Regions from separate parts of the Homo sapiens genome. Here region 1 is linked to region 2. Evidence: read pairs that join two places in POLR2A ChIA-PET (ENCODE). Cell type or tissue: PC-9. All regions are shown on one strand. Links, peaks and the distances in the headings refer to the core of each region. The heading gives the core; the rest is flanking DNA. Region 1 overlaps THRAP3 (thyroid hormone receptor associated protein 3). Region 2 overlaps SNIP1 (Smad nuclear interacting protein 1).

What was found. ChIA-PET counts read pairs that join two places held together with the same protein. Peaks named below come from ENCODE experiments on the same cell type or tissue, not always from the same donor. Only the 100,000 strongest peaks of a DNase experiment are listed, where the experiment ranks them.
Region 1: POLR2A ChIA-PET joins it to region 2 with 27 read pairs; 2 of 35 experiments call an interaction of 5 or more read pairs at or near these places.

What each region holds. Positions count from the first base shown.
Region 1 is chr1:36,242,595-36,246,989 of GRCh38, reverse strand. The region is part of intron 1 of THRAP3 (thyroid hormone receptor associated protein 3); the gene reads right to left. Among named protein-coding and RNA genes, the nearest start is that of THRAP3, 20 kb to the right of the region's middle. In PC-9, for the core only: no CTCF peak of the experiment used is centred there; a DNase peak (open chromatin) is centred at 2,369; H3K27ac peaks cover 2,801 bases.
Region 2 is chr1:37,541,002-37,545,396 of GRCh38, reverse strand. The region is part of intron 2 of SNIP1 (Smad nuclear interacting protein 1); the gene reads left to right. It also overlaps the pseudogene FTH1P1. Among named protein-coding and RNA genes, the nearest start is that of SNIP1, 11 kb to the left of the region's middle. In PC-9, for the core only: no CTCF peak of the experiment used is centred there; no DNase peak of the experiment used is centred there.

The DNA.
Region 1 (4,395 bases), core at 120-4,119, 1.3 Mb after region 2:
TGAAGCCCTCAATATTTTTGCAAAAGTTATAATGTGAACAATGTATATTATCAATTTTTTCAGAGAATTAGAAAAAGAACCGTTGATACAATTTTGATAAATATGCAGTTATGCCTGTAATTTTATTTATTTATTTATTTATTTATTTGAGACAGAGTCTCACTCTGTCGCCCAGGCTGGAGTGCAGTGGCACGATCTCCACTCACTGCAAGCTCCGCCTCCTGGGTTCACGCCATTCTCCTGCCTCAGCCTCCCGAGCAGCTGGGACTACAAGTGCCGGCCACCACTCCCGGCTAATTTTTTGTATTTTTAGTAGAGACAGGGTTTCACCATGTTAGCCAGGATGGTCTCGATTTCCTGACCTCGTGATCTGCCTGCTTCAGCCTCCCAAAGTGCTGGGATTACAGGTGTGAGCCACCGCACTCGGCCCATGTTATTTATTTTTTAAAAAGAAAAAGGCTGGGCACAGTCGCTCACACCTGTAATCCCAGCACCTTGGGACGCCAAGGCGGAGAGATAACTTGAGATCAGGAGTTCGGGACCAGTCTGGCCAACATGGTGAAACCCCGTCTCTACTAAAGATACAAAAATTAGCTTGGCATGGTGGTGTGCAACTGAAGTCCCAGCTACTTAGGAGGCTGAGGCAGGAGAATTGCTTGAACCCAGGAGGCAGAGGTTGCAGTGAGCCAAGATCGCTCCACTTTTCTCCAATGACAAGGTCTTACTCTATACATATTCCTATATACTGTGCTTGAAATTCTCACAGATATAATACTGTTTATCCTCTCATGCACCAGTCTGCCAGCCCCAGGTGCCTTGGAGTTCCATGAAAAAATGGACAAAGATTTACATGCTCTACAACCAGACTCTGGGATTGAATCCAGCTCTATCCCCTTTACTAGCTGTGCAATCCTGGATCTGTTTCATCTTTCCTTGCCTCACTTACATCTGTAAAATGCAGATTATAATCATACCTCCCCCTAGGATTGTAGGGAATAATTAAATGGTTAATACATGGAATGTACTTAGAACGACTGTAAGCACAGATATGCACTCAGGTTACCTCTTATTATCAGATGTACTATAATCTTAAATTTATTCAAAATTGCTACTGACTGAAAAATACGTGATTTTGGTGGGTGTGGGGAGGAAGTAGCGAAAAATAAAAAGTCCTAGCTGGAAAAGCAAATATAACTGTTCAAGGGCTATTAAAATGCAATGATCAAGAGACAAGGAATGAGAGACACATTTACCCAGGGGAAGAACCAAAACATAGCTAGCCTCAAATGCCAAGTAAAAAGAAAAGTAAACTTTATCTCTGCAAATGGGAAGCCACTGCATGTTTCTAAGCAGGCAAACTGTTGGGATAAGGGGATGGATCAGGATGGGCAAGACAAAGTTAGGAAGCTATCACATTTGAGGTGAACAGACCCTGGAACAGAATCATTCAGTCAGCAAGACATGCACCTATCATATTTAAGGTCTTTAAGGAGTTTGTTTACCTGTAAGATTGGGGAAAGGACCCAGGCGTGGTGGCTCACATCTAAAATCCCAGCACTCTGGGAGGCTGAGGTGGGGAGATCACCTGAGGTCAGGAGTTCGAGACCAGCCTGGCCAAAATGGTGAAACCCCGTCTCTACTAAAAATACAAAAAAATTAGCCGGGTGTGATGGCGCAGGCCTGTAATCCCAGTTACTCAGGAGGTTGAGGCAGGAGAATCGCTTGAACCTGGGATATGGAGGTTGCAGTGAACCAAGATTGTGCCAGTGCACTCCAGACCGGGCAACAGAGTGAGATTCTGTCTCAAAAAAAAAAAAAAAAAGATTGGGATGGGGGTGTCACATGCAGAGATCTATATAATACATGTCAGAACTCAGCACCACCAGAGTGGTACAATGGCAAAGGCCACTTACAACTAGAGGAACAAAGTAAGGTTTTCAGGAGGAAGACTTAGTAGTTAACCTGGCTCTGGCCAGGCGTGGTGGCTCACGCCTGTAATCCCAGCACTTTGGGAGGCCGAGGCGGGTGGATCACGAGGTCAGGAGTTTGAGACCATCCTGGCCAACATCATGAAACCCCGTCTCTACTAAAAATACAAAACAAAATTAGCTGGGCGTGGTGGCGTGTGCCTGTAATCCCAGCTACTCAGGAGGCTGAGGCAGGAAAATTGCTTGAACCAGGGAGTCGGAGGTTGCAGTGAGCTGAGATTGCGCCACTGCACTCCAGCCTGGCAACAGAGCGAGACTCTGTCTCAAAAAAAAAAAAAACCCACAAGTAAAATTGTACAGGTAGATATGAGAAAAGGAGCTTTCCTCACTAGGCATCCAATAGCAATGGAAATAGAACTCACAGGAGTGAAATCTGAAACTGCTTTACACATACATGGCATTCAACAAATAACTGACTAGACGTAGAAGTGACGAAGAGGAAAGGAATCAAGGTTTCAAAACTAAGTGACTACGAAATCTAAGAAATCAGTTTGACACTAAGTATAGTAAAGCTAAGAAGAAGGTATAATTTAGATGAAATTTTTAATTCAGTTTTGGATACTTCAGTTTGCTCATGCTGGAGAATCCATGAAGGCACATTCAACCTTTGAAGACTTTTTCTTTTTTTAATTACAAATTGGAAGTAGCTACTAGATTTGACACAGAGTTCAGAAACTTATTTTCAACCAAACTTCCTAATTAGAAATAACATTACCAATTTTGGAAATCTTTAGAAAATTAAAAAGATGCCTATCCAAAATGTCCATATTATGATTCTCCTAGTTAAAGAAAATAAATTAGTAGCTGCTTTGCAGCTTATACTAATCCAATAGCAATTTATAAACACCATTAACAAATGGCAACCCTCTTCCTTCCCACAAGGCCACTTGGTCATTCTTAAGTAGAAAGTTCCTCACAAGCTCACAAGGAGCCCCTCTGCCCGGCCAGCCGCCCCGTCCGGGAGGGAGGTGGGGGGGTCAGCCCCCCGCCCGGCCAGCCGCCCCGTCCGGGAGGGAGGTGGGGGGTTCAGCCCCCCGCCCGCCAGCCGCCCCATCCGGGAGGGAGGTGGGGGGGTCAGCCCCCCGCCCGGCCAGCCGCCCCGTCTGGGAGGGAGGTGGGGGGGTCAGCCCCCCACCCGGCCAGCCGCCCCGTCCGGGAGGGAGGTGTGGGGGTCAGCCCCCCGCCTGGCCAGCCGCCCGTCCGGGAGGTGAGGGGCGCCTCTGCCCGGCCGCCCCTACTGGGAAGTGAGGAGCCCCTCTGCCCGGCCACCGCCCCGTCTGGGAGGTGTGCCCAGCGGCTCATTGAGAACGGGCCATGATGACAATGGCGGTTTTGTGGAATAGAAGGGGGCGAAGGGTGGGGAAAGGATTGAGAAGTCGGATGGTTGCCGTGTCTGTGTAGAAGGAGGTAGACATGGGAGACTTTTCATTTTGTTCTGTGCTAAGAGAAGTTCTTCTGCCTTGGGATCCTGTTGATCTGTGACCTTGCCCCCAACCCTGTGCTCTCTGAAACATGTGCTGTATCCACTCAGGGTTGAATGGATTAAGGGCGGTGCAAGATGTGCTTTGTTAAACAGATGCTTGAAGGCAGCATGCTCCTTAAGAGTCATCACCACTCCCTAATCTCAAGTACCCAGGGACACAAACACTGCGGAAGGCCGCAGGGTCCTCTGCCTAGGAAAACTAGAGACCTTTGTTCACTTGTTTATCTGCTGACCTTCCCTCCACTATTGTCCTGTGACCCTGCCAAATCCCCCTCTGCAAGAAACACCCAAGAATGATCAATAAAAATAAAAAAATAAAAAGAAACCCTCATTTGGGCTCAGAGCAAAAAAAAAAAAAAAAAAAAAAGAAAGTTCCTCACAAAATGCATCTTATTCCCAAACCACTTATAAGCAACATTAGCAGCTTGCCACAATCAGCATTCTATTTTTGTTTTTAGAGATGGGGTCTTACTGTCACCCAGGCTGGAATGCAGTGGCATGATCATAGCAATCCTCCTGCCTCAGCCTCCCAAAGTGGTGGGATTACATGTGCAAGCCACCATGCCCAGTCTATCTCAAAATAAAATAAAATAAGCAATTAAAAAAAAACACTAACTGTGAAAAGCTTTAAAATTTTTAGAAGAAAACAGAAGAGAATATCTGTATGAATTCAGGGTGAGGAAGGATTTCAAACAAAATTCTATAAGTACAAACCATAAAGGTAAAGACTGACAAATCTATCTATATGCCTTAGAAAATCAAAACAGAGGGTGGGCGTGGTGGCTCACGCCTGTAATCCCAGCACTTTGGGAGGGCGAGGCAGGCGGATCACAGGTCAGGAGATCCAGACCATCCTGGCTAACACAGTGAAACCCCGTCTCTACTAAAAATACAAAAAATTAGCCGAGCGTGGTGGCTGGCGCC
Region 2 (4,395 bases), core at 87-4,086:
AACTTATAGAAAAGGTAAAGGAGACCCCAACATGCATGCACTGCCTTGGTGACCAGGGAAGTCACCCCATGGCTATGGGGAAATTAGCCTAAGGCTTAGCTTTCATTATCACTGTCTCCCCGGGGTGTGCTTGTCAGAGAAATATTCTGCCAAGCCAGATTCGGGTGCCCTCATCTTGCGCAAGTTGGTCACATGGTCACCCAATTCTTGATGGATTTCCCCTGCTCATTCAGGTAATGTGTTTCAGTGAAGTCACACAAATGGGGGTAATTTTGTCGGTGGCCAGTTTGTGCAGTTCCAGTAGTGACTGATTCCCAAGTTTTTCCAAATGTAATGCATGCTCCATCGCATTCAGCCTGCTCTCCCAGTCATCATGGTCTGGTTTCTTGAAGTCCCGAAGGAAGAAGATTCAGCCACCTCATTGGTTCTGCAGCTTCATCAGTTTCTTGGCATGTTCCCTCTCCTCATGAGATTGGTGAAGAAAGTATTTGGCAAAGTTCTTCAAAGCCACATCATTGTGGTCAAAGTAGTAAGACATGGACAGGTAGATGTAGGAGGCATAGAGCTCCACGTTGATCTGGCGGTTGATGGCGGTAGTTCTGGCGCACCTGCGAGGGGGACGCGCAGTCGTCATGGTGGTGGCCACGGTGGCTGTGCGGCGGTGGCTGCACGGCGCTGGAGTGGCGGCGGGGGCCTTGGGACAGTCAGAGGGCCCAGTGAAGAGGTAACAGAGGGCTAGCTATGGGCGGCCAGCCGGAGTGGGGTACGAGTGCCTGGTTCCGTCCAAGCACTGTTGAACCAGGAAACTCCAGGGACTTTCCGCAAAGAACGTCTCATTTTTTTCTTTTTGAAACAAGAATACACAACAACATTTTTGTACATGAATGAAGTCCTTGGGGATCTACATCTATAAGACTTGTTTCTTTCTTTCTTTTTTTTTTTTTTTTTTTGAGACAGAGTCTCATTCTGTCCACCCAGGCTGGAGTGCAGTGGCGTGATCTCGGCTCACTGCAACCTCCGCCCTCCGAGTTCAAGTGATTCTCCTGCCTCAGCCTCCCAAGTAGCTGGGATTACAGGCGCCTGCCACCGCGCCCTTCTAATTTTTTGTATTTTTAGTACAGACAGGGTTTCACCATCTTGGCCAGGCTGGTCTTGAACTCCTGACCTTGTGATCCACCCACCTCAGCCTCCCAAAGTGCTAGGATTGCAGGCGTGAGCCACTTCGCCCGGCCTCTTGTTTCTTTTTTTTTTTTGAGACGGAGTCTCTCTTTGTCGTTCAGGCTACAATGCAGTGGCTCCATCTCTGTTCACTGCAACCTCCACTTCTGGGTTCAAGTGATTCTCCTGCCTCAGCCTCCCGAGTAGCTGGATTACAGGCATGCGCTACCACACCTGGCTAATTTTTGCATTTTTAGTAGAGACGGTTTCACCATGTTGACCAGGCTGGTCTTGAACTCCTGACCGACCTCAAGTGACCTGCCCCCCCCCTTGCCCTCCCAAAGTGCTGGGATTACAGGCGTGAGCCACCATGCCCAGCCTATAAGACTTGTTTCTGCTGCCTCTCATGCTCAGTGGCTTGTTTCCATTTCCTTGTGTGTGTCTAGTATTCTTTAGTATTTGAGCTTATGCTTAGGGCTCAAATCTTTTTTTTTTTTTTACCCCCCTTTGGAGATTTTTTTTCTCATTGGAGATTTTGCCTTGCTTATTGAAAGCCCAACAGTGCATTAAAAATTTAATAAGTATCTAGTTAAATTATAGTGGGAACATCTCTCCAAGTAGCTCATCTGCCAAGTCTATATATAGAAATATGTGGTCTTATTGTGAAACTTGCCCCTTCTCTTTTTTCCCCTCCCATTTAACAATATATTAGATATCTTTCTATGTCATTATCTCATTCTTTTTCATGGCTGTGAAGTATTCCTTTGTATGAATAGATAATAATTTAACCATTCTACCATTGCAGGACATTAGGTTGTTTCCAGTTTTTTTTTTAAATTACGAAATTACAGTAAACACATTCATATGTATGTCTTTGTGCGTTTCTGCTAGTATTTCTGTAGGATTGATTTCTATAAGTGGCATTAGTGGTTGATGAGATTTTGATTAAATAATGTCAAATTGACCTAAATAGGCTATGCTAGTTTATACCTGTACCAGCAGTGGCTGAAAATACCCATTTTTCCTGTACCTTCTTTTTTGACTCTAGATATTATTGATCTTTTTAATTTTACTAATTAAGGAGAGAAAATTCATATTTCTTTTAGAATTTGATGCTTTGGTTATTAGGGTAAGCATATCTTCATGTATTTATTGGACATGTAATTCTTTTTTTTTTTTTTTCAAGACAGGGTCTCTGTTGCCAAGGCTGGACTGCAGTGGTATGATCATAGCTCACTTCAGCCTCGACCTCCTGGGCTCAAGTGATCATCCCACCTCAAATTCCGAAATAGCTGAGATTACAGGTGCATGCTGTCGTGCCTGGCTAATTTTTGTATTTTTTGTAGAAATGGGGTTTTGCCATGTTGCCCTGAGCTTAAGCAGTTCTCCTGCCTTGGCTTCCCAAAGTGCTGGGATTACAGGCGTGACCCACTGTGCCCGGCCCTTGGACATTTATTTCTTCTGAAAATTGTTCATTTTTCTGTTCTTTTTTTATTTTTGAGACAGAGTCTTGCTCTGTCATCCAGGCTGTAGTGCAGTGGTGGAATCTTGGCTTACTGCAATCTCTGCCTCCCAGGCTCAAGCGATCCTCCCACCTCAGCTTTCCGAGTAGCTGGGACTACAGGCATGCACCACTGTGCCCAGCTAATTTTTGTATTTTTAGTAGAGACAGAGTTTCGCCATGTTGCCCAGGCTGGTCTCAAATTCCTGGGCTCAAGCGATCCATCGCCTTGGCCTCCCAAAGTGCTGGGATTACAAGTGTGAGCCACTGGCACCTGACCATTTATCAGTTTCTCTGTTGAATTATTTCTTATTGATATATTAATATGCAGTAGTCTCCCCTTATCTGTGGTTTCACTTTCTGCATCTGAAAATATTAAATGGAAAACTCCAGAAAAAAACAACTCATAAAATTTAAATTGGTCACTATCCTGAGTCACTTGGTATAAACTTCTGCTGTCCCACCAGGAACGTGAATCCTTCCTTTGTCTGGTGTATCTGTGCTGTATGCGCTACCTGCCTGTCCATCACTTAGTAGCCATCCTGATTTTCAGAAAACTGTTGCAGTTTGCAGTGCTTGGATTCAAGTAACCTTTATTTTATTTAGTAGTGGCCCCAAAATGCAATAGTAGTGATTTTGGCAATTAGGAATGCTAAAGAGAAGCTGTAAAGTGCTTCCTTTAAACGAAAAGTTGAAAGTTCTCAACTTAAAGAAATTAAAACAAAAAAAAACTTTTCAAATCATATATTGAAGTTGCTAAGATCGATAGTAAGAATGAATCTTCTATTGTGAAATTGTGGAGAAGGAAAAAGAAATTCATGCTAGTTTTGCTGTTGTACCTCATACTGTAAAAGTTATAGCCACAGTTCACAAGTGCTTAGTTAAGATGGAAAAGGCATTACATTTATGGGTGGAAGACATGAACAGAAATGTGTTGCATTTGATGGCAGTCAGGTTCGGTACTATCCGTGGTTTCAGCCATCCACCATACTTAAAATGTATCCCCCTGGGACTACTGTATGGTTTGTGTTGCAAACATTTTCTACCAGGCTGAATTTTTTTTTTTTTTTTTTTTGAGAAGGAGTTTCACTCTTGTTGCCCAGGCTGGAGTGTAATGGCGTGATCTCGGCTCACTGCAACCTCTGCCTCCCAGGTTCAAGCGATTCTCCTGCCTTAGCCTCCTGAGTAGCTAGGATTACAGGCATGTGCCACCACACCTGGCTAATTTTGTATTTTTAGTAGAGACAGGGTTTCATCATGTTGGTCAGGCTGGTCTGGAACTCCTGACCTCAGGTGATCCACCCGCCTCGGTCTCCCAAAGTGCTGGGATTACAGGCTTGAGCCACCATGCCTGGCCTAGGCTGATTTTCATTGCTATCTTTTTCAAGAAATCATGGTATGTTTCTCCATTTCTTCACATCTTTAAAAAACATTTATTTTAATGAATTTTTACAGATTTCTTCTTATATGTCTTTCATGTTTCTTAAGTTTATTTCTAGGTATTGAATTTTTTTTTTAACTATGGAAGTAGGATTTAAAAACTTACTATTATATTTTCACTTTTGGCATGAGAGAAAGCTAGTTTCTTTCTTTACATATCTTGTACCTGACTACTTAACTCTTAGTTCTATTTTCTGTATATTCTTCCCTGTAAGTTTGCCCATAGTTACCTTTGTTCTGAAAAGGAGGGAATTATTTTTCCTTCTCCTTTCTGGACTAAATAGTCTCTTGTTTTT